Linked DNA regions of Mus musculus: region 1 is linked to region 2. The links are chromatin loops, found by intact Hi-C in ENCODE. Cell type or tissue: gastrocnemius. All regions are shown on one strand. Links, peaks and the distances in the headings refer to the core of each region. The heading gives the core; the rest is flanking DNA.

What was found. A loop is a pair of places that touch in the nucleus more often than their neighbours do. Peaks named below come from ENCODE experiments on the same cell type or tissue, not always from the same donor. Only the 100,000 strongest peaks of a DNase experiment are listed, where the experiment ranks them.
Region 1: it touches region 2 in a loop (7-fold over the local background); 17 of 42 quality-filtered maps call a loop at or near these places.

Annotation. Positions count from the first base shown.
Region 1 is chr8:25,618,510-25,633,873 of GRCm38, forward strand. Gm24992 (a small nucleolar RNA gene) reads left to right here and starts at 13,441; the gene lies at 13,441-13,570. It also overlaps a transcript of Nsd3 not described here. In gastrocnemius, for the core only: no CTCF peak of the experiment used is centred there; a DNase peak (open chromatin) is centred at 8,931.
Region 2 is chr8:25,567,571-25,582,934 of GRCm38, forward strand. Fgfr1 (fibroblast growth factor receptor 1) reads left to right here. Exons shown (of 18, transcript NM_010206.3): 10 at 618-763; 11 at 2,069-2,190; 12 at 2,571-2,681; 13 at 3,140-3,330; 14 at 4,768-4,890; 15 at 5,149-5,219; 16 at 5,553-5,690; 17 at 5,976-6,081; 18 at 6,175-8,148. The coding sequence ends at 6,351. Letm2 (leucine zipper-EF-hand containing transmembrane protein 2) reads right to left here. Exons shown (of 11, transcript NM_001364069.1): 8 at 14,103-14,216; 9 at 12,746-12,838; 10 at 12,150-12,224; 11 at 10,920-11,234. The coding sequence ends at 11,172. Among named protein-coding and RNA genes, the nearest start is that of Gm16159, 19 kb to the left of the region's middle. In gastrocnemius, for the core only: CTCF peaks have their summits at 7,744 (motif pointing left) and 8,630 (motif pointing right); DNase peaks (open chromatin) are centred at 6,243, 7,400, 7,716 and 8,665; H3K27ac peaks cover 844 bases.

The DNA of each region.
Region 1 (15,364 bases), core at 4,801-12,800, 52 kb after region 2:
AAAAAACAAACAAGCAAGCATGAATTTGAGATATCTAAACTGGCCAGTATGTCAACAGTGAAGCTGCACAAAAGACACTTCAAATGCATATGATATTTGGTGTTTAGGACAAGATTTGTATTAATCTGTCGTTAATATCAAAAAGTCATTTTTCGGGGCTGGTGAGATTGCTCAGCGGTTAAGAACACTGACTGCTCTTCCAAAGGTCCTGAGTTCAAATCCCAGCAACCACATGGTGGCTCACAACCATTCCTAACAAAAATCTGATGCCCTCTTCTGGAGTGTCTGAAGACAGCTACAATGTACACATATAATAAATAAATCTTTAAAAAAAAGTCATTTTTCTTTTTTTGGGGGGGGGTCACTTTACTAGAGGTCAAGATTCTAATATTTTTATGAGTGATAATATTATGACAGTTTCTGGTAATCTCATTAATAGTGACTCAAAGTTGTATATACAGATATAGAAGATAGAACTTCATAATGTACTCAGTATGAATTGTAGCACACTCTCAGAAGTTCATATATGCTTGTAGTTATTAGATGCATGATAGAGAACATCAGGTTATGTAAGATTATATAAGTAGTTAATATTTCTTTAAAAGGCTTTTTAGTCAGGGACTCTTAGATGACATATATACTGTGTGTTTTCAGCATTTTTTTTTTTTTTACATTTATTTATGTGTATGTGCGTGCTGTTGTACATGAGTAGAGCTCGGAGGCTAGCCTTTGGTAGTTGATTGTCTCTTCCATGTGGCTTCTAGGGACTGAGCGCAGTCATCAGGGTTGGTGGAGAGCACCTGTTTTCAGCAGTCAGTAAAAGCCTTCTGATTTTATTATTTTTTAAAATTTACTTATTTATTTTTATGTACATTTTGGTGTTTTGCCTACACATATGTGTATGGGAGGGAATCAGATCCACTGGCACTTGAGCTGTAGACAGTCATGAACCACCATGTGGGCGCTAGGAATTGAGGTTACCTGGGTTCTCTGAACTCCTGAGCCATCTCTCCAGTCCCCCCCACCCCACCCCACCCCACCCCGAATTTTATCTTTTTAGTGAAAGTATAACCAGCTAAAATAAGATTGCATATTACAGTTACTGGAAGGTTGAAAAGCCTGGGGTAAGCCTTAGTTGTTTTCCTAGCGACCTGAGTCCTGCTGCTGGGCTTTGTGCTGAGCATGAGAGAACGCTGCAGATGCTGTCTGAGCTTCTTCACAAGTCCTTTTAGAAAGAAAGTAAATCTCCCCAGGCACGGTGGTGCATGCCTTTAGTTCCATACTCAGGAGGCAGGGCCAGGAGAACTCTGTGAGCTTAAAGCCAGCCTGATATAGTGAGTTCTAGGACAGCCAAAGCTGCGTAGTGAGACCCTGTCTCAAACAAACAACAAAAAGCAAACCTGGTACTGGCTCAATTGGTAAAGTGTTTGCCACACAAATGTGGAGCCTTGAGTTTGGATTTTCGGTACCGACATAAAAAACCAAGACCAAGATATAGCAGTTTCACCTGTGACTCTGAAACTGGGGAGTAGACAGGTGGGATTCCTTGGAGCTCATTGGCCAGCCAGGCTCAATGAGAGACCCTGTCTCAAAAGATAAAAGGTAGAGTAATATAGGAAGGCGTCTAGTCTCTGCAGGCATGTGCACATAGCAAACCAGTAACATCAGTTGTGATTCATGTTACAAGCATCTAGTGGCATATCGGTAACACACTTAATGGTAATAAGATATTTTAATGGTTAATCCAGCCCTGTGTCCCTTTAGTGTTTTTCTATCAGAATTAATTTATTGGCACTGTGCCAGATGCTGCAGTTAGCTGTGGATCTTCACTCCAGTGTTCCTAAACACACTTCATTCTCCCCTTAGCTTCTGGTACCTACCCTTCCATCCCCAGTTGTGTGGTGCGTTTTCATTAAATGCATCTCGTTTGATTTCACAGCATTTCAAGAAAAAACATTTCAAAAGCCAATTTGGTATTTATAATACTGAGGAGCTCTGAAAATTCTTCATTGAAGTTTTTTGAAGTGCTATCTACTGTCAGCTTTCAGAGAACCGTTTGGCTCTTCTCAGCCTGGACGTGTGTGATATCCCACATTTCACTGTCTTAGCCTGGATATTTACTGCCAGGAGGGACTGAGTCTGTCTTGTTTATCTTTTATCTCTAGTGCTCAGGACTTGACATAATGCAGGCACTCCACAGGAAGCGCTGCTCTCATCAGGACTGCTCTGGGAGCTCTGCCCCCAGTGTTCCCTGTATTGACTTCTCCCGAATAGTGTAGGCTCTAGGATTATGGGACCTTGTCTGAGTCTTCACCTCTCTACTGTTAGACTTAGCTCAGTGTCTAATAGTAAACACTTGCGCTATTAGAGAAATCTGAATAGATTGGGGCTGGGAGGGGTTGCTGGGTTGTAACATTTGGTTTCTTTCCCGTTACAGTAGTAACAGAATGGGAAGGAAGGTGGAGCTGGCATGAGTCTTCCCTGGACCTTCTCAGACTAGAAAGGGTAATTGACAGCAGTGGGTGCTCAGAATTATGGAGTCAAGTATTCTAGTGTTCTTTCTTGTGTAGATATTTGAGATCATGCTTACTTTACACACAAAAACATAGACACACACACACCTCTTTCCTATACTATTTAGTGTTGTGATGGAATGTAAATGTAGAATGCTCTGTTAGTGGAGGAGGACTTGACCTGGCTTAGAGCACATGTGATATGGCATTTTAAGGCCACTTGGAGTGTATTAACACCTGAATGGAATCATAAGACTGAGTGGTGGCTGAGAGAGAAAAGGTAACATGGTGGAGGGCAAATGGGACCCTGCAGGTCTCTGACTACATAGGCTGGTGCCACAGTATCAGGGGCTTCAGCTTTTTTGATTTGTTCTGAGGCATACAAAGGCTTATTAAGGTTAAATCCTGCTCTGTTTGTTTGTTTATTGAGATATGTGTATTTTGCCTGCATGTATGTATGTGTGCAGTATGTATGCCTTGTATGCACAGAGGCCAGAAGAGGGTATTTGATCCCTTGAAACAGGAGCTATGGTTGTAAGCTACCATGTGGATACTGGGAGCCCAACTATAGGCCTTTGCAAGAGCGACAAATGCTCTTAACCTCTGAGCCACATCTTTCCCGCCTAAGTTACATTTTTCCCCGTGTGGTAAAATACTATGACCAAAGGTAACTTATGGAGGTGTTTATTTTGGCTTAGTTCCAGAGGGCAAGCTGTCCCTGATGGTTGGGGAAGCATGGAGAGAAAACTGGGAAGCTGGTTGATGACATATCCCAGACAGGAAACAGAGAGAGCAAGCAGGAAGTGCGGCGAGGCTTTAATCCTCAGAGCCCTCTCTCTAGCAGTGCTCTCTACCCTGAGGTGCTACTGTACCCTCCTCTGATGCCACCAACTGGGGGCCAGTGTTGAAATACAAGAGCCTTGGGGGAACATTTCTTAGTCAAGCCACACATGTCTTTTTGCTTACTGTTTATGCTGTAAAGCATGGTCAGAGATGGATAATGCTGGAAATAGCACCATGAGTTAGGAAACATGTTCTGGTTAAGGTAAGGACTCTTCCAGCATAAGCAGTGAGTGAGTGGGAGGCAGTGGACAGACTTGGGAGAGCGAGCAGGAGGCACAGCCTGCGTTGACTGCAGCTTATCTTCTCACCTGTGGCCCTCACTGTCACACTCTAGTGAAAACTCAGACTGACTCAAGTACTTATTTGTCTTACATTGTCTTTGGGTTTTGTTTCTTTGAGACAGTATCTTACTATGTAATGCTGGCTGGCCTGAACTATCTGTGTAGACCACCATGTTCCTTTGACCTTGATCCTCAGCCTCCAGAAAGTGCTGTGATCATATGTAGCTGTCTCCAGACGCACCAGAAGAAGGCACTGGATCCCATCACACACGATTGTGAGCCACCATGTGGTTGCTGGGAATTGAACTCAGGTCCTCTGGAAAAGCAGTGTGTGCTTTTAACCATTGAGCCATCTATCTCCAGCTCCCAACAGAGGTTCTTACTAATGCCTAGAGAATGAAAAGCAGTCTGTTAGTATTCAAGCTCAGGAGGCAGAGGGAGGTGGATGTTTATGGGTTCAAGACCAGCTTGGTCTACATAGAGAGTTCAAGCCAGTCAGGCCACATAGTGAGACCCTATCCAACAAAACAAAGAGACAATGAAAATCAGAAAGAGGGAATCTTTTGCTCTTCCTAAATATTCTTGTTTTACCTTTTACAAGATTTTAAATTTTATTTTATTATTTTATGTGTATTTTGCCTGCTTGTGCATCTAGGTACCACATGAGTGTTGGGTGTCCAAGAAAGTAGTGAGCCACCATGTGGGTGATGGGAATCAAACCTGGGTCTTTCACATCACATGCTCTTATCACCTAGCCACCTCTTCAGCCTTTGTTTTACCTTTTATAATAGCTCTGTAGTCTACATGGTGTATCATTTATCTGTATGATGAGATGTCACCATTTATTCATTCATTCATTCATTCATTCATTCATTGAGATAGGGCCTCTCTGTGTAGCCTTGGCCATCCTAGAGCTTCTTGTGTAGACAAGGCTGGCCTCAAACTCACAGCTATCCTCCTGCCTCTGCCCCCTGAGTGCTGGAATTAACTGTGTGCCACTATGGCCAGTTCAGTGCTGCCTGTCTTCATCTACATGGTGAACAGTTGTTTCCACATCTTTCTTACCTGGCTGTCCCTTGCTCTGCTATGCTGCCTCAGTCCTGTTACTTGTACACAGGCAGACTCTGTGACTGTGTTCAGATATCGTTTTGTTCTAGCCCTTTCTGCTACTTCACCTTTTAATTACTGGACCTCAACGATAAATGTAAGAGATTTTGTTTTCAGCACATTTACCATGTACATTGAAACCAGCAATTCTTTGGATGGATAATATAAATTTTATTGTGAAATATACATACTTAATTTTTTAAAAGAAAAATGTGTCTAGTTGTGGGAGGTTTTTTGAGACATAATTCATGCTTATTAAAACTCATGCTTTTAAATTTTTAATTAATTTTTATTTTAGACAGGGTCTCACTATATAGCTGTAGTTAGCCTGGAACTCGTTATGTAGACCAGGCTGGCTTTGAACTCACAGAAGTCTTCTTATCTGCCTCTCCAGTCTCTCACAGAACAGACATCATCTTCTAAAGCATGCACTGTCATACCTGGCTAAAACTTCTCTTTCAAAGTGTACAGTGGGGTGACTTTTAGTATATTTACAGGCTGTACAACCATCATTTCTATATCTAGAGCATCAGTCAGGAGGCTCCAATTATTACACGTAAAATAAAAACTTAAAAAAAAAAACCTCTCTCAAAGTCTGAGGCCTAGTGCTGTGGTAGTCCAGCTATCTGAGACTGAGCTAGGGGGAGAGCTTGTGCTAGGATCAGGAAATCCTAGTTAGTTGGAACTTCACTAACTAGACATGATTTACATCTTTGAAAAGTGAGTAAAGTCACATGAAAATGTGAAGTGAATAACTTACAGGAATTCGTTCTCTCCTCTCCCCCAACCTGGATGGAACTCAGGTCAGGCTCGGCAGAGGACACCGTTATTGTCTGAGCCATCTTTCCAACCCAGCTCTTATTTTTGTTAATTTTTAATTGTTTATTTTTTGAAGATTTATTTATTTATTTTCTGTATATGAGTACACTGTAGCTGTACAGATGGTTGTGAGCCTTCATGTGGTTGTTGGGAATTGAATTTTTAGGACTTCCGCTCACTTCGGTCGGCCCTGCTTTCTCAGTTCCTGCTCTGTCCGGCCCAAAGATTTATTTATTACATATAAGTACACTGTAGCTGTCTTCAGACGTGCCAGAAAAGGGCATCTCATTATGGGTGGTTGTGAGCCACCATGTGGTTGCTGGGATTTGAACTCAGAACCTTCCAGAAGAGCAGTCAGTGCTCTTAACCCACTGAGCCATCTCTCCAGCCCCAGTTATTTATTTTTTTAAGCCAGTAGGTTTTGCACTTAAACTCAGAAATTAGTCATCAGCTTAGTTGGTTTTTTTGTTTTTTTTTGAAAGGCTACCTTGGAAAGTACCTTTAGTGAAGATCCACAGATAAGGCTACTAATACAGAATGTTAGTTCTCTTAGGAAAAGGCTGTAGTGCCTTTGTGGGATAATACTGTTTTATTACAATGATTGCTAGAAAGCCATTCAGGGAAAGTTTCCTATAAGTCAAAGCCTTTAATTTTCATTTAGCCTCAACCAAAATGATAGGCACTCGTTCATTCTCCCCTTCTTCCCTCCTCTCTGTCTCTCTCTGTCTTGTCTCATTGTGTGGCCCTGGCTGTCCTGGAACTCACTATGTAGACCAGACTGGTCCGGAACTCACAGAGATCCACCTTCCTCCTCCCAAGTGCTGGGATAAAAGTCTGTGCTACTAACTCTGGCTTGGTAGAAGTTCCTTTCAAACCATAAACTTTGATATCTCAAAATGTCTCAAAAAGCCACAGGAGCCGGGTGTGGTGGCACACGCCTTTAATCCTAGCACTCGGGAGGCAGAGGCAGGCGGATTTCTGAGTTCGAGGCCAGCCTGGTCTACAAAGTGAGTTCCAGGACAGCCAGGGCTATACAGAGAAACCCTGTCTCGGGGGGGGGGGGGGGGGAAAGCCACAGGAAAACTTAAAGATTACAAAGTGTCTGGAAAGAGAGAGTGCTGTTAGATAAAGGTTTAAATGCGTGTTTGCATTACCACAGGGTTCACACATTGAGAGAAAATGCCCAAGTTGTAATCAGAAACCAGATACTTGTACCCAGAGTTTTGTATATGCATATATAAAACGTCACTGAAAACAGTTCATTTTGTTTCTTGGCAAAATAGTAAATCTTATAATCTAGTGTTTGCTCTCTTGGGGCAGAATGATCAACAGACAAATAGAACAGCCACTGCCACTCGAAAATTTGTAGTTACCACAAAACATTTTCAAGGAGGATCTATTCTGTTTGAAAGATTGGTCTTCTACTGAAGTTACTGTGCCAAATTCCGGTATTGCCTTTCATCTCTGGGAAATAGATGAGATGCTTATCAATTCTAGCTGCTTTTTGTGAAGGTAAACATTATTATTCATTTCCTTCTTGGTGCTGCGGAGGTGTGGTCAGGTTCTTAGAATCCTGTGGGGTTTTATTATTTATTCTAAGAGCTCCATCACCATTTATAGCTTAATGGTAACACGTTAAACTCTGAGTAGAAACAACCTACAAGAGCCTCGAAGTGGGGGCTGAGGCAGGGGATCTAACAGAACTAAAAACCAAAAGACCATATGAGTTACAGAAGAAGAAGGTTAGCTTTTGGTGTAATTTGGACCGGTAGAACTTGACTTTCCCTTCTGTTGTTATTTATTAGCTGCTGGGTGGCTTCTAGTTTTAAAATAGGTATAAAGCAAAATAGCACACTTCCATTGTCCTAAACGCAGGTTTGTTACATTACCAAGTTAATTTTAAATTATGAAATCAAAGTGGGCAATACAAAAGTAGTGTATTACTGCTACTACTACTGCTACTACTCTCCTACTACAGGCTTTTCAAGACAGTTTCTCTGTGAAACCCTGGCTTCCCTGAAACACGTTCTGTAGACCAGGCTGGCCTTGAACTCAGAGATCTGCCAGCCTCTGCCTTACCCCCAACCCCTAGTGGTGGGATGAAAGGCCAGTGTCACTACACCTACCTTCAACATTTGTAATTTAGAGTTCTGGATTCACACTAATCATATCTGTACAGAGATTGAACACAGAACCCCAAAAGGATGGTAGCTCTGTGTACTTCAAAGATTTCACACGGTTTGTTTTTTAAAGGTGACTGTCCATTCTTTCAAGGCTAGATGTCGTCGGTTCAGTTGCTTTTTATTTTTGCCATAGTGGTGGCCAAATACTAAGATTGCCTGGTTTCTGAGGATCAGCGTAGTAGGTTCAATTCCATAAGCTGCACACATTCCATTCTTGTTGCTGTGGAAAGACTTTAGGACTAGATTTATTATAAACCTGGAGAAATGCTCTGTGAAACAGTTCATATGAAAAACATCTTGAATTTTTGTTTTTCCTGATAAAATAAAGGGCCTGTTCTGAGTAGTGTAGAGAATGTGTTAGCATTGGATACTTTAGTCATTATAGTGAGGTTATTTTAAATACACTGGATTATATCTGCTGGAGTAGTTCTCATGTTCTTGCTGATTCCATTGACTGACTGTGGAAACTGTTGTGAGTTTCAGTTCTATAGTACTAATAACAGGGTTTTAAAGTAGATGCATTTATACGATGGTTTTTAAGATGGTTTTTTGGTTATATTAACTTCTCTCTATAAGCTTTTTTTTTTTTTTTTTAAGGTGGGAGTCACCCTTTTATGGTCCTATCTTTTTTTTTTTTTTAATATTTATTTATTTATTTTATGTAAGTACACTGTAGCTGTCCTCAGACACTCCAGAAGAGGGTGTCAGATCTCATTACGGATGGTTGTGAGCCACCATGTGGTTGCTGGGATTTGAACTCCTGACCTTCGGAAGAGCAGTCGGGTGTTCTTACCCACTGAGCCATCTCACCAGCCCTCTATAAGCTTTTTATACCATATTAGAGGACTTAAAATTTAGGGAACTTTGGTTAGACTAAAAGGAATATTGGTGGTGGCAAGGTAAGCAGCTGTCAATCAAATTCATGGAAAGGCCTTCAACAGCTCTTTTTTTAAATTTCTTTTTAGGTTTATTTATTTAATATATATGAATGTTTTATGTATGTATATGTATGTGCACCATGTATATGCCTGGTGCCCAACGAGGTCAGAAGAGGATTGTAGGATCTCATGGAACTGGAGGTGAGGATGGTCTCAAACTCTGCTCATGTAGCGAGCAGTCCCTGGTTCATTTTCCAGCATCCACATGGTTCAGTTCTTTCACTCTAGCTGCAGAGATCTGATGCCCTCTTCTGGCTGCTTTGAGCACTGCATACGTGTTGTACACAGACGCACATGCAAGCAAAGCATTCACACACATAAAAGTAAATAGTAAAAGTAAGAAAGGTCGGTGGCTAATAGTGTGTATTACTCTTCTAGAGGACCTGAGTTTGATTCTCAGGACACACATTAGATAGTTTACAGTTGCTTGGATCCTCTGGCCTCCTCAAGCACCTCTACCACACACACACACACACACACACACACACACACACACTTAAAAAATAAATATTTAATAAGTGTTAAATAAATATTTTTATGTTGTGTGTGTGGATGTTTGTCTGCATGTGTGTCTACTTACCACATGTGTGTCAGTCACTAGGAAGCCAGTCAGGATACTCTGGAAGAGTAGCCAGTGCTCTTAACCACCGAGTTACTTTTCCAGACCCCAAAATACACAAATCTTAAGAAAACAAAATTCACATAAATAGATAGTTCAGTGTTTCTTCTAAGAGGCATGCACAGGAACTCAGGAGAGTTGCTCAGACTAACTCTGTTCCTGTAGCTGTTTCTTTGGAGCACTGTCTGAACTCAAGGGGTGGGTAAAGTTAAGAGGAAAAGAGGTGTTTAGGGGGCTCACTGCATGTAGGAGCTTACATTAGTTAGGGCACAGAGGTGTCACCTGAGAACTGCAATCCTAGTGTTCCCCTGCTAGAGCAGAGAGCCTTCAGAGTAGCCAAGGAAGGGTAGGCCTTGCCTGGAGGGTCTGTCACCATATTCAGACCTTCTCTAGGTAGTGGGGAGCCTAAGAAGGACTTTGTCTACAAAGCAATATATTTAGGTTTACAAGCTAACATACTTAAGGATTAAGAAGTGGTTTGAAACAGAAATGGGTCAAGTATATGGCATCTTACGGGTACTTCTGATTCTGAAAGGTCTTAGTGGTGATCAGTAGAAAGACTTTTGAAGTGCAACCAAATATAAAGAGAAGAGGTTAACATTGAAATAAATGAGTATGTATATGATCTAGCATGTAAGTCAGTAAGGTAGAGTCCAGCAAATGTACACACTACCAAAGAAGATTGTCCATCCTGTTGGACAATCATTAGTTGTCTTAACTGTGCATTTAACATGTTAATGCTTAGTTGATACTTTTATCTTAAAGCTGTTCATTTAAAATACATAATATGGTTACTTTCTTTTTCTGTTTCTCTAGTTTGACTTTAGAATCTGATCCTCTTTCTTTCTGCTTCTTCTTCTTTTTCCCCTTCTTTTGTGAGACGGGGTCTCACTATTTAGTTCTGCTTGTCTTAGAACTTGCTATGTAGACCAAGCTGGCCTGGAACTCGGAGGGATCCACCTGTCTCTGCACCCTGAGTATTGAGATTAAACATGTGACCTACCATCCCTGGCTTGATATACTTTTTATTTTTTTTTTTATTTTTTTTTTATTTTTTTTTTTTAAAGATTTATTTATTATTATATGTAAGTACACTGTAGCTGTCTTCAGACACACCAGAAGAGGGAGTCAGATCTTGTTACAGATGGTTGTGAGCCACCATGTGGTTGCTGGGATTTGAACTCTGGACCTTCAGAAGAGCAGTCGGGTGCTCTTACCCACTGAGCCATCTCACCAGCCCCCAGATATACTTTTTAAAATTGTTACTCTTCCCATAAATAAATTGGGAGAAAAATAAGAGTTTACAACTTTTGTTGATAATTTTCAACCCTCCTTCCTCTCCCCTCTCCTCCCCTCCCTTCCTTTCTCTTTCCTTCTCTTCCTTTCTCCCCACCCCATCCCCTTTTCTCCCTACTGCTCTGAAACTGTATGGGCAGCTGTAACAGAAATCTAAAAAGCCTTTATCAAGTTTCTCTTTAATGCGAGTGCATGTATGTTTGTGTGCATGTGCATGTTTATTTGTTGTATGTGCATGTGAAGTCCAGAGGTCAATAATTAGTGTCATCCTCAATGACCCTCCCTCAAAAAAAAAAGAAACAGGGCGTCCCATAGAGCATGGGACTCATCAACTCGGCTAGGTTTTTGGGCCAGCAAGACCTTGGTGTCTCTCTGTGTTCTCCCTAGTGTGCCGCCATGCTTGGCTTCTCACATGGGTCTGTGGGCTCAGACTCAGGTCTCATGTTTGCCCAGCAAGCCCTTTACTGACTGAGCCATCTTTCCAGCACCTTGCCATCTTTCAAAAATACTACATTTATCTGTTTAAAAGTACAGATTACAGGGTTAGGGATGTAGGTCACTTAGTAGAGTACTTACTTAGCATACACAAAGCACAGGGTTGATACCCAGCTCAGCATAAAATTAGGGTATGGTGGGAGGTAGGAGGATTCAAAGTCTATGGTTTTTCTTGACTGTAGAGCATGTTTGAGGTCAGCCTGAGCTGTGTCAGACCCTATCTTAAAGGAAAATCTAGGTGAAGTGATGCAATTGTTTAGTCTCCCATGGAACTGTTAACTCTAGGAAGGGTGTGTGTTCGTGAGTGTGTGTGCGTGCGTGCGCTTGTGCATGTGTGCGCATGCGCGCGTGCAGTTTGTGGACTGCTTGATTTCTTCTTGTTTTTTGTTTTTTAATTCACATATTTATGAATTGGGAAATAAAATTGCTCTTAAAGAGCTGATGTTATTGAGCAAAATTTGTATTTGAAAACTTCACTGTTTTGGGGGGGATATGGTCTTGGCATTTCATTTGAAAAGTGTGGGTAATAGTATTTTTATAGAGAAATATTTGGGGTAGGACTTAAATAATGTAATGAATATAAAACATTTAGAGGAATATTGATTGATATAGAGTAAACTGCTAAACTGTTGGTGATATTAATTATTTCTTTTTTTTGTTTGTTTGGTTTATTGTTGTTTGAGACAAGGTTTCTCTAATAGCCCTGTGTGCCCTGGACTCCCTTTGTAGACCAGGCTGGCCTCAAACTCAGAGAGAGATCAACTTGTCTGTGCTTCCCAAGTGCTGGAATTAAAGGCATGTACCACCACGCTCAACTGATACTATTTTTTAAACATTTAAAAACATTTACTTTATGTGTCTAAATGTTTTGGCTGCATGTACATATGAAGACTACCTGTGTGCCTGGTGCCCATAGGGGTCAGAAGAAGTCATTGGATACCCTACATTAGAGTTACAGGTGGTTGATTATAAGTTACCATGTGGGTCTTGAAAAACAAATTGGAGTCCTCTGCAAAGAGCAACAAGTACTCTAAACCACTGAACTATCTCTCCAACCCTGGATTCATTAACTATTTATATCAATATTATTATTACTATTATTATGTTTAGTAGTTAAAAATTAAGATTTGTTTGCATGTATATACATATGCACATCTGTATACACAGACACACACATACACATAGAGCGTTGAGATCCAACCCATGGTGTTGTACGTACCAGGTGAGTACTCTACCACCAGGGTACAGCCCCATCCTAGGTGGACTGCCCTTATCTGGGTTTTATTTAGGTCACAAAGATGTCAGAATTTTAAGTCATCTCTACAGGGGGTTTGAATGCAGAGGGTGAGAAACTCCCTCGGTGCCCCAGCCTGCCTTTCCTGGTTTCAGCCCCCCCCCCCCCCTTCACATGCTTTCTTCCTCAGTGTCTTTTTTAACAACAGTGGCAATACAGTGCGATTTCTGGTCCCCTTCTGCTTACTTCTTTTGAATACAATATTGTACCAAGTAATAGCGAAGGGGTACTGAAGGCTAATTACACCAGGCACTGTTCTAAGTGTTGTGTGTGGATTAAGTGTTAATTTTTCCTGCAACCCTGAATAAGATAGGCAAACAGATTCTAGAAAAGGGAACTAAAGATAAACTAAACTAACGGCTTAGGGACATGGGGAAAGCAGTCTAAAATCCTAGGCCCAGAGCTGGCCTTCTAGCTGGGCAGCGAGCTCAACAGTGTGTGTCAGTCAACAAAAGAGACTGGGTCCTCTTTTGTGAGGTTCTAATCATGGCATCAATCCATATGTCTGCTGTGGGCTCGTCCATGTATAAAAACCACTATAGAGTAATATCCTGGGTATAGTGTGACAGGCTTCTAATCCCAACACAGGGAGGCAGAGGCAGGTGGATTTCAGTGAGTTATGTCCAGCCAGACCTACATAGTGTTACCCTGTCAAACCAAAATAAAACAAAACTGGTTCATGGGCTGCCAGGATGGCTCAGCAGGTAAAGGCACTTATTACCAAGCTTGACTTGAGTTTGATCCATGGGACCCACACAGTAGAAGGAGGGAGCCATCTCCTGAAAGTTGTCCTCTGACCTTCCATGTTTACATACAAAAGGAAATATAAAACTCAAAATATTTTCTTAATTTTTACTTTAAGAACTTTAAAACTTTTAGAAAGGAGGGCTGTGTATTGTGGCATCAGCCTTTAATTTCAGCACTCTGGAGGCAGAAGCAAGTAGATCTCTTGAGTTCAAGACTAACCTGATCTACATAATGTATTACTGGCCAACCAGGACTACACAGTGGGACCCTGCCTTGAATTGGGGGACGGGGACGGCAGGAGGAGTCTGCTGCCAGTTAAACTGAGCAGGTCCCTTTCTTGATGGGGCCTGGTATGCAGTGGCCACAAACAGCAGTGTCTTCGAAGAGCACGTTTGTTGCCTGAATGGGCTGCCCTGAGGGGTCCTGGGGACAGTCTCCTGGCGGCTGTTCCGGTATGTCTGATCTCAGTGCTGTCAGCCAGACAGCTCCAGACAGGTACGTGGGATGCCTTTGGGGAAGCCCCAGGCACAATGGCCAGGTCATTCTGTCCATCCATACCAAGCTGCAGAATAAGGAACATGTGATTAAGATCCTGGATAGAAGCAACATAAAGCTAGTTCCCTGGCTGCGGGGTCAAGTACAAACTCACTCATGGTGTCCTTTACAAGTGGCAGACTCCTAATCCCAGCACTCGGGAGGCAGAGGCAGGCAGATTTCTGAGTGCGAGGCCAGCCTGGTCTACAGAGTGAGTTCCAGGACAGCCAGGGCTACACAGAGAAACCCTGTCTCGAAAAACCAAGAAAAAAAAAGTGGCAGAGCCTGTACTCCTCAGTCATCTCCTGTGCTGTGTCCACCCCACCACGTCATGCTTAGCAGCGCACCTCCTATCCAGTCTGCCTTTCCTCAGGGCGAGGGATTCTCCTGTAAGTAGCTGCAGCTGGAGGTATAGATAGGGGAGTTATAGAGCATGTGTAAGGCCCTGTGTTCAACCCCAGCACCACAAACAAAATTACAAACCAAAAAGATTGTCTCCTAGAAATGACAAGCTGCAACCACAATAACACAGCAGTATGACTGCCTAAACAAGACCCAAACAATGCAGGTACTGACAGGCATGTTAACAGGAAGGGGAATTCTCAAAGGGCCCTACCTTAGAAACCACCTACAAGCAAGTACTGACTCTCAGAGGAGGAGAAGTAGTCTCTCCCACAGATGAACACCTACTGGGTTATCTAGTGCAACAACAACCAAACCAAACAAAATAAAAAACTCAAAACCTTGAAATCATGTACATGAAAGCAGCACAGTGGACTCAAAGATTGTCTGTCACCTATCTGTCCATCCATACATCCATGTATCATCTCCTTACCTGTTTCTATCTCTGTATGTCTATATAGATATTACCTACACATGCATGTATGTGTAGTTAGAGGTTTAGAGATCAGGAGGAAACAGTGGAATCAGTTTTTTCCTTCACCTTTCTGTGGATTCTGGGGGTCAAACTCAGGTTGTCAAGCGTACAGAGCTAGCACTTTTAATGGCCAAGCCATCTTACAGGCTCCATGTGTCATTTCTTTCTTAGATTTCTCTTCTTAGCCTTGGAAAAAATACTTCAGAGCTTTTTGCCGTGCTGGCTCATCACACTCTGAGCCATGGGTATCTCACTGTGGTCAATATTTGCTAGTAACTTGTTTAAAGTGGTAGCCGTTATGTATCTCTGGTGATTTGAATAAGATCCCCGCGCACCTCTCCCAACCCCCAGTAAGTCTTGCTACTTGGTTGTTGGAACTGTTTGGGAATGACAAGAAGGTGTGGCCGTATTGAAGGAGGCTTGTCACTGTGGTTGGGCTCTGAATTTTCAAAACTCTCCAAGCTACTCTTTCTGCCTGCTGCTTGTGGATCTAGTTAGGTCTCATCTGTTCCTGTTGCCATGTCTTTGCTCCACTATAATGGACTCTACCCTATGAGCCATCCAACCAGTTAAATGACATTTTTTTTTAATAAGTCATGGTGTTTGTCAAATAATAGAAAAGTAACTAAGGCAATCATCATTATATATATTTCTGTTTTCTATTTTATTTAAAAATAGAATAGTAATAGTAGTCTAGGATGACTTTGTTTATCTATCTATTTATTTATTTATTAAATATATGTGAGTACACTGTAGGTGTCTTCAGACACACCAGAAGAGGGAATCATATTCTATTACAGGTAGTTGTGAGCTACCAT
Region 2 (15,364 bases), core at 3,605-11,604:
AAGCACCTGGCTATGGAAGGACTTTTTTTTTTTTTTTTAAAAAAAAAAACTTTTATTTATTTTTAAAGATTTATTTATTTATTTTATGTATATGAGTACACTGCAGCTGTACAGATAGTTGTGAGCCTTTGTGTGGTTGTTGGGAATTGAATTTAGGACCTCTGCTTCCTCCGGTCAGCCCCACTTGCTCTGGTCAGCCCCGCTCATTCAGGCCCAAAGATTTATTTTTTATTATTATACATAAGTACACTGTAGCTGTATTTAGACACACTAGAAGAGGGTGTCAGATCTCATTATGGGTGGTTGTGAGCCACCATGTGGTTGCTGGGAATTGAACTCAGTACCTCTGGCAGAGCAGTCAGTGCTCTTACCCACTGAGCCATCATCTTGCCAGCCCTGGAAGGACGTTTTGATGGTAGAAATTCCTCAGTCAGAGCTTCTGCCCTTATGGGGTTGGTTGGTTGGTTTGTTTGTTTGTTTTTTTTTTTTTCCGCCACACTGTTAGGTATGGAAATAAGTCTGTCCAGTGGTTAAAAAACCAAGCTGGGGGTTTGGGAGGAGTTGGCTACCACTTCACCCTCTCCTTGCTAGAAGGGTGACCCCACTCTTCCTTACAGGTGTCAGCTGACTCCAGTGCATCCATGAACTCTGGGGTTCTCCTGGTTCGGCCCTCACGGCTCTCCTCCAGCGGGACCCCCATGCTGGCTGGAGTCTCCGAATATGAGCTCCCTGAGGATCCCCGCTGGGAGCTGCCACGAGACAGGTAATATTGCTGTAGTTTTCCATTGCGGATCCCAGTTTCGAGAAATATTAAAATGAACCGCCAAGTTCCTGCGCCAGCAACTCTTCGCCCCCACCTCCGCTGCCTCCATAGCTAAGCTCCATGTAGCGTCCGATCGCAGTCTTCCCTTCCCAGCTCTGGTTCACTGCCTCAGTGCCTGCCACCCGTGCCCTCTCAGCCATAATCCCGCTGTGGTCGGTGGTCCCATCTTTCAGTAACCCAGTAAAGCAAAACTCTAGAATTAACAAGGCAGATTTATATATCAATAAATTTTCAGTTCACAAGATGCCCACACAATCATTTCAGAACCAACTGGTAAGTGATACAAGCTGCCCACCTAGATCAGACAAGTTATCCCAATTATTCTGTCCCTATATGATATTTATAACTACCTGTTGCTATTTGAAACCACGCGGGATCAGGATCTTCTTCCTGTCTGCCCGCCTCCATCTTGGCTTCTCCTCCCCCTCTTCTGAGTGGCTCTCTGTCTCTGCAACTCTTCGCTCTGCCCCCCTTTTTTCTGTCCAGCAGGCTTCCTGCTGCACTAATATTTTAATGTAATTGGGCAGAGAAAATCCTGCCACAGTCACCCTACACCGCCCCCCCAGGCTTTTGTTCTGGCCGTTCTGTAATTTTCCACCGCAGACCCCTCTTGCAAGAAATATTAAAATGAACTGCCAAGTTCCCATGTTGTTGTGTATGCTAAGGCCTTCTAGGCAGTGAAAGTACATGAGATGTCTTTAGAAATAGCTTCGCTATTTCCTGCTCTTGGCTGAGTGGTGTACCAGGAGAAACAGGGTTGAGCTGTCCTATAAAAGCTTGCTCTGGGGGGCTGGAGAGATGGCTCAGCAGGTTAAGAGCACTGACTGCTCTTCCCAAGAGGTCCTGAGTTCAATTCCCAGCAACCACATGGTGGCTCACAACCGATGCCCTCCCCTGGTGCATCTGAAGACAGCTATAGTGTACTTATATACATAAAAAAAAATATTAAAAAAAAAAAATCTTCCGGGTGATGGTACCACACACCTTTGATCCCAGCACTCAGGAGGCAGAAGCAGGCATGTCTGTCTACCCTGCATTCAGGAGCAGAGGCAGAGGTAGGCAGATCAGATCTCTTAAGTTCAAGGCCAGTCTGATCTACAGAGCAAGTTCCGGGACAGCCAGGGCTACCCAGAGTAACCCTGTCTTAATAAATGGAGTTTGGGGATGTTGATCTTTACCAGCCCTGACTGTCATCGCACGTTTGTCCTGTCCTAACTGTCACTCACTGTTTATCCCCCACTCAAGACTGGTCTTAGGCAAACCACTTGGCGAGGGCTGCTTCGGGCAGGTGGTGTTGGCTGAGGCCATCGGGCTGGATAAGGACAAACCCAACCGTGTGACCAAAGTGGCCGTGAAGATGTTGAAGTGTGAGTGGAACTCCTGTGTCCTGTAGAGTCGTCTCTTTCCTTTCTAAGCAAAGTGGGGTCTGGGCCTAGTCGAAAACATCCTATGATGCAGTCACGGCTCACACTGTCACTACCGGAGCCGAGGAGGATGTAGCAATATACGTGTTTAAATCTCACCTTGCTTCTTAATGTTGTCCTGGGCCCAGGTGGTCCTCTTAGTCCCACAAACGGGCTGATTTTTCTTGCAGTGTCTCCAGCTACCCTCAGTACTACATGGTAGTAGTGGCTCCTGGGAGGGAAGTGGGAGGAAAGAAGGGAGTCCTGGAGAAAAGGGGGCTCCTCCGGGATCCGCTTCCCCCACCCCACCTCACCTCACCCCGCTCTCTGGTTTGCATGGGAAGCCGACGCAACGGAGAAGGACCTGTCGGATCTGATCTCGGAGATGGAGATGATGAAAATGATTGGGAAGCACAAGAATATCATCAACCTTCTGGGAGCGTGCACACAGGATGGTAGGCGGCTCCTGGGGCAGCTCTGGCCTCTGGGCATCGGCTGAGAAACTGCCTTGCCAGGGGGGTTGATGCGTTGCTCAGGAGCTGGGCCAGCCTGATTGGCATTCATTTAAGGTTACTTACCAACACCCAGATTCACAGTGTGAAAGGGACAGTAATGTTAATAGAGTCTACATTAGGGCACCTACCCTCAGCTTCGCTTGGGAACTTTCTGGCCTATACTGGGAGGGAGTCTTCTTTTGGATACTTCGGGAAGAATGGTTTTACCTGTTCCCTTCTGGAGGCGGCAGGGAAACATTTACACCGGGCATGGGAGACAGTGGACTATGGCATCAGGAGGAGGGGCCTCCATTAGGCGCAGCTCCCCTCCCTGACCTATTGCCTGACCTGTGGTGTCTCTCTCTCTCTCTCTCTCTCTCTCTCTCTCTCTCTCTCTCTCTCTCTCTCTCTGCTCTCAGGTCCTCTTTATGTCATTGTGGAGTACGCCTCCAAAGGCAATCTCCGGGAGTATCTACAGGCCCGGAGGCCTCCTGGGCTGGAGTACTGCTATAACCCCAGCCACAACCCCGAGGAACAGCTGTCTTCCAAAGATCTGGTATCCTGTGCCTATCAGGTGGCTCGGGGCATGGAGTATCTTGCCTCTAAGAAGGTGTGGAGACTGAATGCATCCTTCCCCGCAAGAGGCAGGGTGGGACTTTATCCAGTTAGCACTCCAACTTGTGGCTATATCGTCCACACCGGCCTTGATTCATGGTCCTTCTGCCTCAGTCTCTCTGGTGCTGGGATGTTAACACGGGCTACTATATCTGTCCCCAGCTTACACCTGTTAATCTTTAGAGCTGTGGGTGCATGGAGCTTGGCCCCTTGTGTTGTGTTAGGTTTTCAGAGTTAGGAGAGCCTTGTGGTCTTGGGATCAGATTGAATTAGGTTTGAGTCTATGTAACCATTTTCTGCGTAGACTCGGGCAGATAGGCCTGAAATTTATAATTATTCTGCTTTGGTCTCTCAAGGGCTGGGATTATAGATTATAGGCATGTGCCACTGAACCCAGCCTTGTATTTCTTTTTTCTTTTTTTTTTTTTTTTTTGGTTTTTTGAGACAGGGTTTCTCTGTAGCCCTGGCTGTCCTGGAACTCACTCTGTGGACCAGGCTGGCCTCGAACTCAGAAATTCGCCTGCCTCTGCCTCCCAAGTACTGGGATTAAAGGCGTGCACCACCACGCCTGGCTCAGCCTTGTATTTCTTTTTCTTCAATTTTAATTTTAATTTTTTAAAAGATGCATTTATTTGCTCAGTGGCGGTGGTGCAGCCTTTAATCCTAGCACTCAAGGGGCAGAGGCCAATCTCTTCAGTTTGAGGCCAAGCTGGTCTACAGAGCAAATTCTAGGACAGTCAAAACTAACAGAGAAACCTTGTCTCGAAAAGCTGAAAAAAATATTTATTGATGTATTTTATGTATATAAGTGCTCTACTTTCATGTACATCTACATGACGAGAGGCCTCAGATCCTGTTATAGATGGTTGTGAGCCACCACATGGGTGCCGGGAATTGAACTCAGGACCTCTGGAAGAGCCTCCAGACCACTCTCTTCTCTCCAGCCCCCATATTTCTTCAGATACAAAATAAGAGTACTTATTTCTACATAGTAGAATTATTGTGACGATAAAATTAACTATGTCTGTGAAAATTCTGAGCACGGCTTCAGTGCTTGAGCAGGCGTGCCCGGCCAGGGAGGGCGACGCTCAACCCACACACCTCACAGACCTATCATGGGCCCAGGTGGTCTGCTTTGGAGGTACGAATCTAAAAGCTAGAGGTTAGGATCAAGAAAAAAAGGCATAAAGGCAGGCTTGTTACAGTGACTGAGAAGGCTACAGTTGGAGGTGTCTGGAATTAAAGAATATTTGGGAGGGGTCGTCGAGAGGATCTGGGAAAATCTAGAGGGTATAGAGGTGTGAAGGCAGAAGACCCTCAAGGTAACACGGTCCCGCTGCCCGCTGTGGCAGTAAGTACTGGAGTAGAGGGGACTGGATGGGTAAGTGACAGTTCAGGGCTGTCATCTCCTCTGGTCTCCACCTCTCTGCAGTGTATACACCGAGACCTGGCTGCTAGGAACGTCCTGGTGACCGAGGATAACGTAATGAAGATCGCAGACTTTGGCTTAGCTCGAGACATTCATCATATCGACTACTACAAGAAAACCACCAACGTAAGTTTCTTGCTTGGCGCGGCGTGGGGCTCCACACCACTAGACTCGTGCCCACTTCGATCCTGCTTCGATGTCTTTGCTGTATTCGTGTGGGGTTGAGTGGTCTAACATAAAAGGGCTTGTAGGATGGGCTGTGGACTCGTGTCCCATGCCCTGGCTCCCACCTCCTTGTCAACTCACTGCCTGCGCCGTCATCTTCCGTTCACCCCGTGAGTCCTCTGTGTCATCCCGCCTATACACATCTGCTGCTGCTTGCAGGGCCGGCTGCCTGTGAAGTGGATGGCCCCTGAGGCGTTGTTTGACCGGATCTACACACACCAGAGCGATGTGTGAGTTTGAAATACACAGTTGCCTGGGATATGCAGGAGAAAGAATTCTAAGGGCCCTGCATGCTAAACTGGTGGGAATCTTATTCCATCACTGGGGCAGGGGTAGCATTGTCTTGTCCCATGAACAGTGTGCTTCCGGCTTCCTTGCATAGTATAGTCTCTTGCTGCCCTCTTGTCTCCTGTGCTCTGCCCCCCTGAACTTAAGGTCCCTGAAGAGGTGAGAAAGGTTCAAGATGCACACCTACTACTCTTAACTTCTTGAGGACTTGGGAAGGAACTCCTAGGGCAGCCTGACTCTGTGCTAAGCCACCGTGGAACCGTGTTCCCCTGTAGGTGGTCTTTTGGAGTGCTCTTGTGGGAGATCTTCACTCTGGGTGGCTCCCCATACCCCGGTGTGCCTGTGGAGGAACTTTTCAAGCTGCTGAAGGAGGGTCATCGAATGGACAAGCCCAGTAACTGTACCAATGAGCTGTAAGCATAGGCTAGAGGGGAAGGATGGGGGGTTAGTAGTCGGCACTGTTTGGATCCACCACTGGCAAGCTGGGTTGGATGTTGGGACAGCTTCCTCAGGTGATGGTGGCTTATTCGAGGTTCCTGAGGTCTCAAGCCTGGCTCTGAAGGAAGCAGGAGCATGGTGGGCAGGGGTTGAAAGGTCTCTTTGGGAGAAGTGGCCTCCCTGTCCATCCCTCCCCAAGCCCTCTGGTCCAGCTCTGCCCTGGTCCTTCCTCTCTCTCTAACCTCACCATCCTGCTTCAGGTACATGATGATGCGGGACTGCTGGCATGCAGTGCCCTCTCAGAGACCTACGTTCAAGCAGTTGGTGGAAGACCTGGACCGCATTGTGGCCTTGACCTCCAACCAGGTAGGGCTGTCCCCCGGGGTTGGAACTTGGGCCTCTGTCACATAGGCTCCTGGGAAGGTTTGGGTGCCACCCACCGATCCCTTTCTGTCACAGGAGTATCTGGACCTGTCCATACCGCTGGACCAGTACTCACCCAGCTTTCCCGACACACGGAGCTCCACCTGCTCCTCAGGGGAGGACTCTGTCTTCTCTCATGAGCCGTTACCTGAGGAGCCCTGTCTGCCTCGACACCCCACCCAGCTTGCCAACAGTGGACTCAAACGGCGCTGACTACCAACCCTGTCCCCAGTTTTCTCCCATTCCGTCGTCACCCGTGCCCCTCACCCACAATCCCCTTGTTGGACACACTGCCTTTCTCCTCCTCCTTTGCCGCTGGCAAGAGCCAGTGCCTGACTGAGGCCTTCCTGTGTTGTGGCCTTCCCCCTCCATCACCCCCAAGACCCCTCTTCTCCCTCTTCTTAGCCTGCTGTGTGAGAGAGGAGCCAAGAGGCAGGTGCTTGCCGACGGCCGCATCCTCCTTCCCAGGTGTTGGACCAAGACCCGCCCCGCTGCCTGGCACTGCTTGGAGGTGTGCAGAGCGGAAGCAAGTGGAGCATCCGGGGCATTCCTGTTGACCCATCAGCCCCTTCTGTTCTGGCGGCAGGGGCCTTGGGGCTCCTGGAAGCCGTGAGGTTTCTGTTTAGGCCTTAACCGAAGGCAACCTCTGCTCCAGATGGATGGTACCAGTAGCTTCTTAATTCCAATACTAATTTGCTTTGCTGACCAAATACCTGCCTGGTACCAGAAGACAGGGAGGCAGAGACTGGGAGCCGTGATGTGCCCTTGGGCTGAGCCCTAGACTTGGGGCTCTGTACATAGCTATGAAGAAAAACACAAAGTGTATAAATCTTGAGTATATATTTACATGTCTTTTTAAAAAGGGTCGTTACTAGAGATTTACCCATGGGGGAGACGCCCAGGGTAGCATCCGTTGCTATATATTAAAAACAAACGAACAGAAAGAAAAAAAAAAGGAAAATGTTTTTTAAAAGGTCATATATTTTTTTGCTACTTTTGCTGTTTTATTTTTTTAAATTATGTTTTAAACCTATTTTCAGTTTAGGTTTCCCTCAATAAAAAATTGCTGCTGCTTCATTTTTATCCTGGGCGTGTGAAAAGAGAGCAGGTGTCCAGCGCAGAGGAGGGAGACAGGGGGTAAAGGGCCATGAGCTGGTCTTCCCCCTGCCCCCCATGACCTCTGTCTCCTGGATTGTGCCCCAGACCTCCCAGCCAAGCCTTCTATCTCCCGATGCATTGGGAACAGCAGGAGAAGACTGAGGTCCTGAGGGCAGAGAGCCAAGCTCGCACACTTGATTGTTTCCTCGGAGGAGAGAGTGAGAGGATGAGGTTAGCCAGAGGGTAGAACTGGACAGAAACCCAAACCCTAGACCCTGTACATTCAGATGTCTTGTCTATCTTCCCCAACCTACTCCTCATATTCCTCTCCTGTAAATATCCTCCCCTTCCCTGTTGGTCTCTGTTACCCAGTTGGGTCTGTCCCTGAGCTTGGCTTCCTATAGTTTTTCCTTCACAAACTCCACCCATCCCTCAGGAAACAGAAAACGATCTCTTTGGTTGGGGTCAACTTGGCAACTCAATTCTGCCACCTGCTGGTTGCTTTGGTACCTTGGTCTCTTATTCAAACCCACACCACTCAAGCCTTAGAGGGTTTGTTTTTGTTTTTTGTTTGTTTGTTTGGTTGGTTGGTTGGTCTTTTTTTTCTGGGTCTGCTGAATACAAACCTGTTCAGTATGATTTCATCTGTAGGGGTTAGGGCTGCTTCTTTAAATGCAGTTTTGGCAGCTGTGGTTTGGGTCATTGTCATAAGAGTTCTTATCGTTGTTTCTCTCTGTACACATGTAACTGTCAAAATATTATGAATGGTTTTTATGCTGAAAGAAGACATCATTTGGCAAAGAGGGCTAGGGAATGAATTTAGCACAAACTCATTTTCTTGGAGACCGTGTATCATAGTGGTTTTTTTTTTTTTTCTTTCTCTTGTTAAAACTGAACATTATTTCTGCCTCAGGTCTACTTGACTCACTGCTGTGTGGATGGAAGGAGAACACAGAAAGGGCTTAGTGTGACTCAAGGAGAGGAGCTAGGAACTGGAAGGAACTGAAGTCCCCTCTGTTACTATTCAGATTGCCCGCAGACGGCCCCTGGGACAGGGGTGGCTATCAAATAGAAAGTAGTGACATTGACATGAAGGGAAATGAAATGGCTATTTCACTTAGAGGACCAGATTAGGTCTCGTGGGAGGGGGAACCCAGCTTACAGAATGAAGATGTTACTGTCAGAGCACAGCATCTGTCTGGTTTCCTGGGGGTTAAAATATGGCCCAGGCATCAATCAATACTGCTTCCCCATCTTTTCTAATTGCCATAGGCTAAAGGCCATCAGTCCCCTGGCTCTGTTAATGTAATGTATCGATTTCAGGTAAGTAAGATTGAACATAGATGAAGTAAGAAATCGGCCTTAATGGTAATGAACTCTGTTTATCAACTGCCACTGGGTGGAGCCAGCAAGCTAAAATATCCTCCTACACACAGACAGTGTTAGGTTATACTGTCAGAGCCACTGTCCTCTGAAGTAACAGACCTACCTGCAAGCGGGAACTTTTGGCCTGGATATAGCATTGTCAGACTCTGGACATGACCAATATGTCTTGTACAGAATTGGACATGGCACAAGTGCAGGGCCATACTATTAAGTAGCAGCAACAACTATTACAATTCTGTGTAGAATGTGTGCTGTGTCTAATGTCGCTACAGGCGCATGTTAGAGCTTAAAACTGTACCCAATGAGCTTGTTAGCAGCTGTTAGCAGCTGGTAGAGCTTGGTTCCACCACATATGCAGGAAATAGCTGGGAGGGAGAATGGAGGGCTTTGAAGCAACATGGCATGTAGAAACCAAGAAGGGAGTAGACCAGCAAGAACCCTGAAGTTGGCTGGTCCTGGTAGTGAATGCCTGTAATCCCAGACTCAGAAGGCAGAGACCGGTAGATCTTGAGTTCAGGGACAACTTGGTCTACATCGTGAGTTCAGGGCCTGCTGAAGATGCACAGTGAGACTCTTGTCTAAAAGGAAATTAAACGAACCAGAACACACTGAAGTTATGAAGGACTCTGGAACTGGTTCCCTCTTGTTTGACACACAGCAGCATTCAGAATCTTTACTGCCTGCTGGGTACGTGCATGTCCTGGTGCACAGAAGCAATGCATTCAATTGCCGTGCTGTCGGAGGTTCCAGTGGTGTGCTGAAACTGGCTCTCTAAAGGAAAGTATGTGTGTCAGCCTGGGGTTATGGCCTAGTAACCCAAATTTTGAAAACAAAAGGTGATGGTCTTTAATCCTGAACTCAGGGGGCAGAAGCCAGTGGATCTCTTAAATTCAAGGCCAGCCTGGTCTATATATTGAGTTCTAGGTCAACCAAGATTGCATGGTGATACCCTGTCTCCAAAAAAGTAAAATGGGGGATGGGAGTGGGGTGGGTCGGGGCACAGGTGGAGTCCTCAATGGCCAGACTCCATGACTTAACTACTTCCATTTGCTCATTGAGAAGGCCAGAAGGAATCCACGTGCATCAGGGAGATGAGAGGATTAAGCCAGTTAAGTAGCTAATCCCTTTCCCATATTACACATCTATAGTATGCACTAAGTTTAAAAACCCACCACTTCCAGACGGAAGTTGTATTGTGAGATACCTTAGATTAGAGCAATGGCAGCTTCCCAGAGTGGTGTATGAACACAGCCTACAGAAGTCAGTTGATTAGCACACTGGGTGGGACTGGTCCTCCATGACTAGGGAGCATTTTGAGGAGGTACATGCTCTGGGCTGGGGTGTAGTCCAGTTGCTTGAATGATGATTAAGGAGTTCATTGGCTATGTGGTAGTGGCACACACCTATAATCCCAGCACTCCTGAGTTCAAGGCCTGGGAAGTGGGTGGAGATGTCTGTGTCTTGTTTGTTTCGAGATAGGGTCTCACTGTGTAGCTCTGGCTGTCCTGGAACTCACTCTGTAGACCAGCCTGGACTCCCAACTCACAAAGAGCCACCGGCCTCTCCTTCCAGAGTGCTTGAATTAAAGGTACGTGCCACCACGGTCTGGCATATAAGTGTTTTGTTTATATATGTGTGTGTGTGTGTGTGCACCATGAATGGTACCTGTGAAGTTCAGAAGAGGTTGCTGGATTCTGTAGAACTGGAGTTAGAAATTGGTCGTGGCGACCATGTGGGTGCTGGGAACCAGACACTGACCCTCTGCAGGATTTAGTGGTCTTCTGACGGGACAGTCCCTCCAGCATCACTATCTGTTTAACTTCTCTAAGAAGTTGTGCTTTCCTGGGAAGCACGTCCGTCCTGGTCCTCGGGCACGGTACTGTTCTACTGAGGAGTCCCTCTACAAAGGCCGGCCAGGTGCTCTTAAAGGTGGTTTGGGGAGTCTCCATGTTCTGGCTAACAATTCCAAGCCACAGGAGGCAGAGAGAGGTATTTAAGGTGCCAAGCTGACTCCATTGTGAAATATATTTCCTCTTAAAAGGTCCACATCCAATTGGGCCTGGTAACATAAAGTCTACATAATCCTAGCTACTTGGGAGATGCGGTGAGGGAGGCTGAAAATTCAAGGCTAGCCTGGGCAATTCCGATCTTACCTTGCCATTTACAAAAGTGAAAGAAAGGGCAGGGGAATACATACAGCTCAATGCCAGTGCTTGCCTAGAAACCACAGCCCCACCCCCACCCCTGCTCAGTCCCCTCCCCAAGTTCACACAAACAGGAAGCCATTCGAACACAACTTGGTGGGAGTGTCTTTATGCAACGTTTAGTAAGATGACAAAATTATACAGTAGAGATGGACTGTAATTAAGCTTCTCTAAATGGCCTGAACTTGGTGTCACTGCTTGCATCTCTGGGATGGTCACAAGGCCTCCAACGACTTAATGGCTGATCCTTTATCTCAAGCCAGACAGTCTTAGCTGGAATTCCTTTGTGGACGCCACTGCTGAGCGGAGTGACTGAAGAGAGGGAGCGCCACCTTCAAGGGATCCTTAGGCTCCTTTGGAATCAGCCTTGCTGTTCTGTGAGGTCTCCTGGGACTTGGCCTGGAGGATCTGGATATAAAACAACACTTTAGGCTTTGGTCACAAACAGTTTAAATTCTGCAAGCATCTACTTTGAGCTTCTTAATCAAACTAATGGCCACAAGCCAGGCTCAGTGTGTGTGTGTGTGTGTGCACGTGTGTGTGTGCACGTGTGTGTGTGTGCATGTGTGTGTGTGCGTGCATGTGTGTTGAGCCTGTAATCCCTGTCGAGGCTGGTGAGGAAGTAGAACTGGCCTGAGTTCCAGGAAAGCTTGAACTACATTCAGAGTGAACGTGCTCCACCTTCCCCAAAGGAAAGCAACGAGACAGGGGCCACAGACTCAGACCTGTACGACTGCTTTGGTAATAAAGATGGAGATACAAACAAGCATGGAATCCCTTTCTGAGTGCCAGCCCAGCCACAGGATCACAGATGAGCCTACGGTGGACCTGTCACACACAGTTCATCTGTCCCCAGCCACCCACCCCCCCCCCCCAGTGACCTTCCTACTGTTTGCTTGTGCTTTCTCACCTCCCCCAAATTACTTGGCCCAAATGGGAGAAGTGGGCACAGAAATGTCCTATTTACGTGTCTTTTTCTGAAACTTTAATTGCTTTCCTGCTTGTATTTCCTGACATCAGAAGCCCATGTAAACTAGATAACATGTGGGAACTATTTGCATTTAACACATAAAACTAAGGATCTGCCTATAGTGTAATTAGCTCTAGACTTCCATGCTTGGGTTGCTCCAGCAGGGTGCGGACTTTCCCCCTCTACTTCGGGACAGTTGAGGGGAAGAGGTAGCGGCCATAAGATCGCTCGAGTCCAGCCTGCATTCCTGTCTGGATAGCAGCAAGACTCTTGTAGTGTTCTGTGGTATGCATGATGCTGTGGCCCCAGTGCCCTTCCAGATACCTGGGGAGAGGTTCCTCTAGACTACTTACTGCTTCTTTGGAAATAGTTGCTGCTGGTGCTATGAGTGATGACGGTACTGGGGGCAGTTGTATAAATTCTTCATCCTTAAACATTAGAACTGAGAAATTAGTGATTTAAGCCAGTGCATACCAGGATCTACCACGGATACCAGGAACTTGTAACAACTATATTATGTAGGGTTTGAAAGGCAAAAATCTGAAAATTACATGTAATCAAATGTTGACTTAAAACATTTCTGGCAGTAACTGGAGATGGAAGCTGTGGTTTCACATTTTCCACAAGCCCATTACCAGTGAGCTACACACCCAGTCCAATATGCTGAGCTTTTTACGAATCAGATTAAGCAGTGCTATTGATGTTCTTTATTACCAGGTGGTACTGCATTGGATACAATGAGTTCTGTTCCACTGGGAGGATAAGACATGCAGAGAAATGGCTGGGGGTGTGCTCCTGTCATCTCAATCCTTGAGAGGCTGAGGCAAGGGGTCCTGGAGCCTGAAACCAGCCTGAGCTACACCATCATCTCGTTTGGAGGAAAAGAAAATTAAGTCTGATCATTTTTTTTTTCAGTTTAATCATGTAGAAAGAAAGTGAAATAACTAACCTTCGTTCCCTTCAGCTGAGGTGCAGAGTCTGTGAGGTTCTCCTTTGACTCGGGGGGTGGAGGTGTCGGTATTCCAAGGTTTGGCTTTGGAGTCTGGGGACACATTATGCAAGTATAAATAGTCAGGCCCAGAAGCATGGACAAGAATATGTGCCTTCCTCTGTCTAGCGGTATGCATGTGGGGTTGAGAGGGTGTGTGTGTGTGTGTGTGTGTGTGTGTGTGTGCGCGCGCGTGCGTGCGCGCGCGCGCGTATACATGCATGCAAATGCATGCATTTGCGAGAGGTATGTGTATGGGCAGGGTCTCACTATGTAGGTCTAGATGGCCTAGAGCTGACCTCTGCTGGGATTAAAGGTGTGTGCCTGACTATATCTTCCTCTATTTTTATTGTTTTGAGATGAATTTCAATGTGAAGGTTGGCCTGGAACTCACTATATAGACCAGACCAGTCTTGAATTTGTAGAGATCCCACCTGCCTCTACCTCCCAAGTGCTGGGATCAAAGGCATTTACCACTACGCCTACTAGACTTTCTTGAGTTACATGGAATATGTTCCTGTAAGTTAGTATTTGAATACTGAACTCCCTATATACAAAAGTTGCATAGTATTTATATTTTAGGATTTAAAATATGTAGTTCTAGGATACTGAGCACTACATAGTAAGACTCTGTCCTCAAACAAACAAACAAACAAACAAACAAACACAGGTAGAGTAGCCCATGCCTTTAATCCTAGCATCCAGGAGGTAAAGTCAAGAGGATCTCTGTGAGTTCAAGACCAGCTTGGTTTACATAGTGGGCTCTAGGCTAATTAAGGATTCATAGTGAGATACAAACCAAATAAAGAAAACCTAGAACCACAAAACAATTTGGCAAGTCTGGTGTTGCTCCCAGTCATAAACAAAGCCGCCAGTGGTGGAGCATACCTTAATCCCAGCATTGGTGAGGCAGGGGCTGGCAGGTCTCTGAGTTCAAGGCCAGCCTGGGCTACAGAGCAAGTTCCAGGATAGCCAGGGCTACACGGAGAAATTCTGTTTTGAAAAGCCAACCAACCAACCAACCAACCAAAAACAAAAAACAAACCAAAAACTACAGGTTAAAAAAAAAATTAATGAGTTGAAAAAAGAAAAAAGTTAACATTCTAAGTTATTCCTTATTTGCTTTGACATTTATATACATATGAACAATTGGACTTGGAAAGAAAAGGAGCCATTAGCTTAAAAAGATACAAGTAATAAGGAGTACTAAAAGCCAGCTAACCCAGATTCCCAAAGCAGTGCCTGCTCTGACCGGAAGACATTGGTGGAGAGGCCTGTGCTGGTGGCATCCAGGCTCTGTCTGCATCCATGCACTTACCTCTATATTCGGTGGAAGTTCAATAGGCTTTGGCTTCACATCTATCAGGTAGAAGGTGCGCGACAGGAGCAAAAGAGAAGGAGGGACGTTCTCCTTCAAGTGGAGGTCCAGCCACTAGGGAATGGGAGGTAACAAGACATGTTGATATAGACTGCTGTACCTCAAGAGGACCTGTTTGTCACCTATGGCTTCCCTGGCTTGCAGCTGTTCCCAGAGCACACTGATGATAACCTCTGGCACAGGACGAAAGCACCAGCCTCCTGGCTTCTACCTCTGGGCAGGTACCCAGCAACCACTCACACTCGTCACTCAAACTCTCTATCCAGTTTTGCATCCAGATAGCTAAGTGTCTTCTCTTAGCAGAAACAGATGGCTAGAAAGGATAACCCAGAAGCCAGGCACAAAGTAAAGAAGTCAGCATTAGAATGAAGGTGTGATGTGAGTTTTAAAGCACCACAATGGCCAAGTGTTTTGTCTGTCTTTGTGTTTAATTTTGCTGGGTAGCCCAGGTTTCTCACCTGTGATCCTCTTGTCCCAAAGCTCCTAAGTGCTGGGATTACAGGCATGGGCCACCATGTCACAACTGTTCTGTAAATGTTACGTAATGAGTGACACATATTGCTTTGTACTTTGCGGTGTGTGTGTGTGTGTGTGTGTATGATATGCATATGTATGGGTCTGAGTGACGTTCAGAAGACACCTTTGAGGAGGGACCCTGTCCACCACCATTGGGTCTAGAAACTAAGCTGGGGTTTGTGGCCTTTGACAGACGAGCCATCTTGCCAGCCTTTGTCCCTTGCAGTTTTGTCCCCACTGAAACAGAATCATGTCAGCAGCTGTAGTACTAACCCCTTAAGTATCTGGCTATGTTTCCATTGTATACAAATGCCATAGTCTCAGTGCTAAGGAAATGGAGGCAGGTAGACCTCTGAGCTCAAGGGCAGCTTGGTCTGCACAGTGAGTCCTAGCCAGGCAGGGAGATATAGCGAGATCCTGTCTCTTAAACAAACAGAGCAGAACAGAACAAAATTTAGGATAGGGGCAGCAGAGGTGGCTCACTGGTTAAGAGTGTGTACTGTTCCACGTTCTACTGCACACTGGACCGAGGCTCAGTTCCAGCACCCACACCAGGCAGCTCACAGCTGTCTCTGGCTCCAGCTCCAGGGACCTACAGATGCTTCTGGCTGCCATGTCTTCTGTTGCTTTTCAGGGCAGGGTCTCCTACGCTCTATGACCCAGGCTGGCTGGTCTTGAACTCTTGG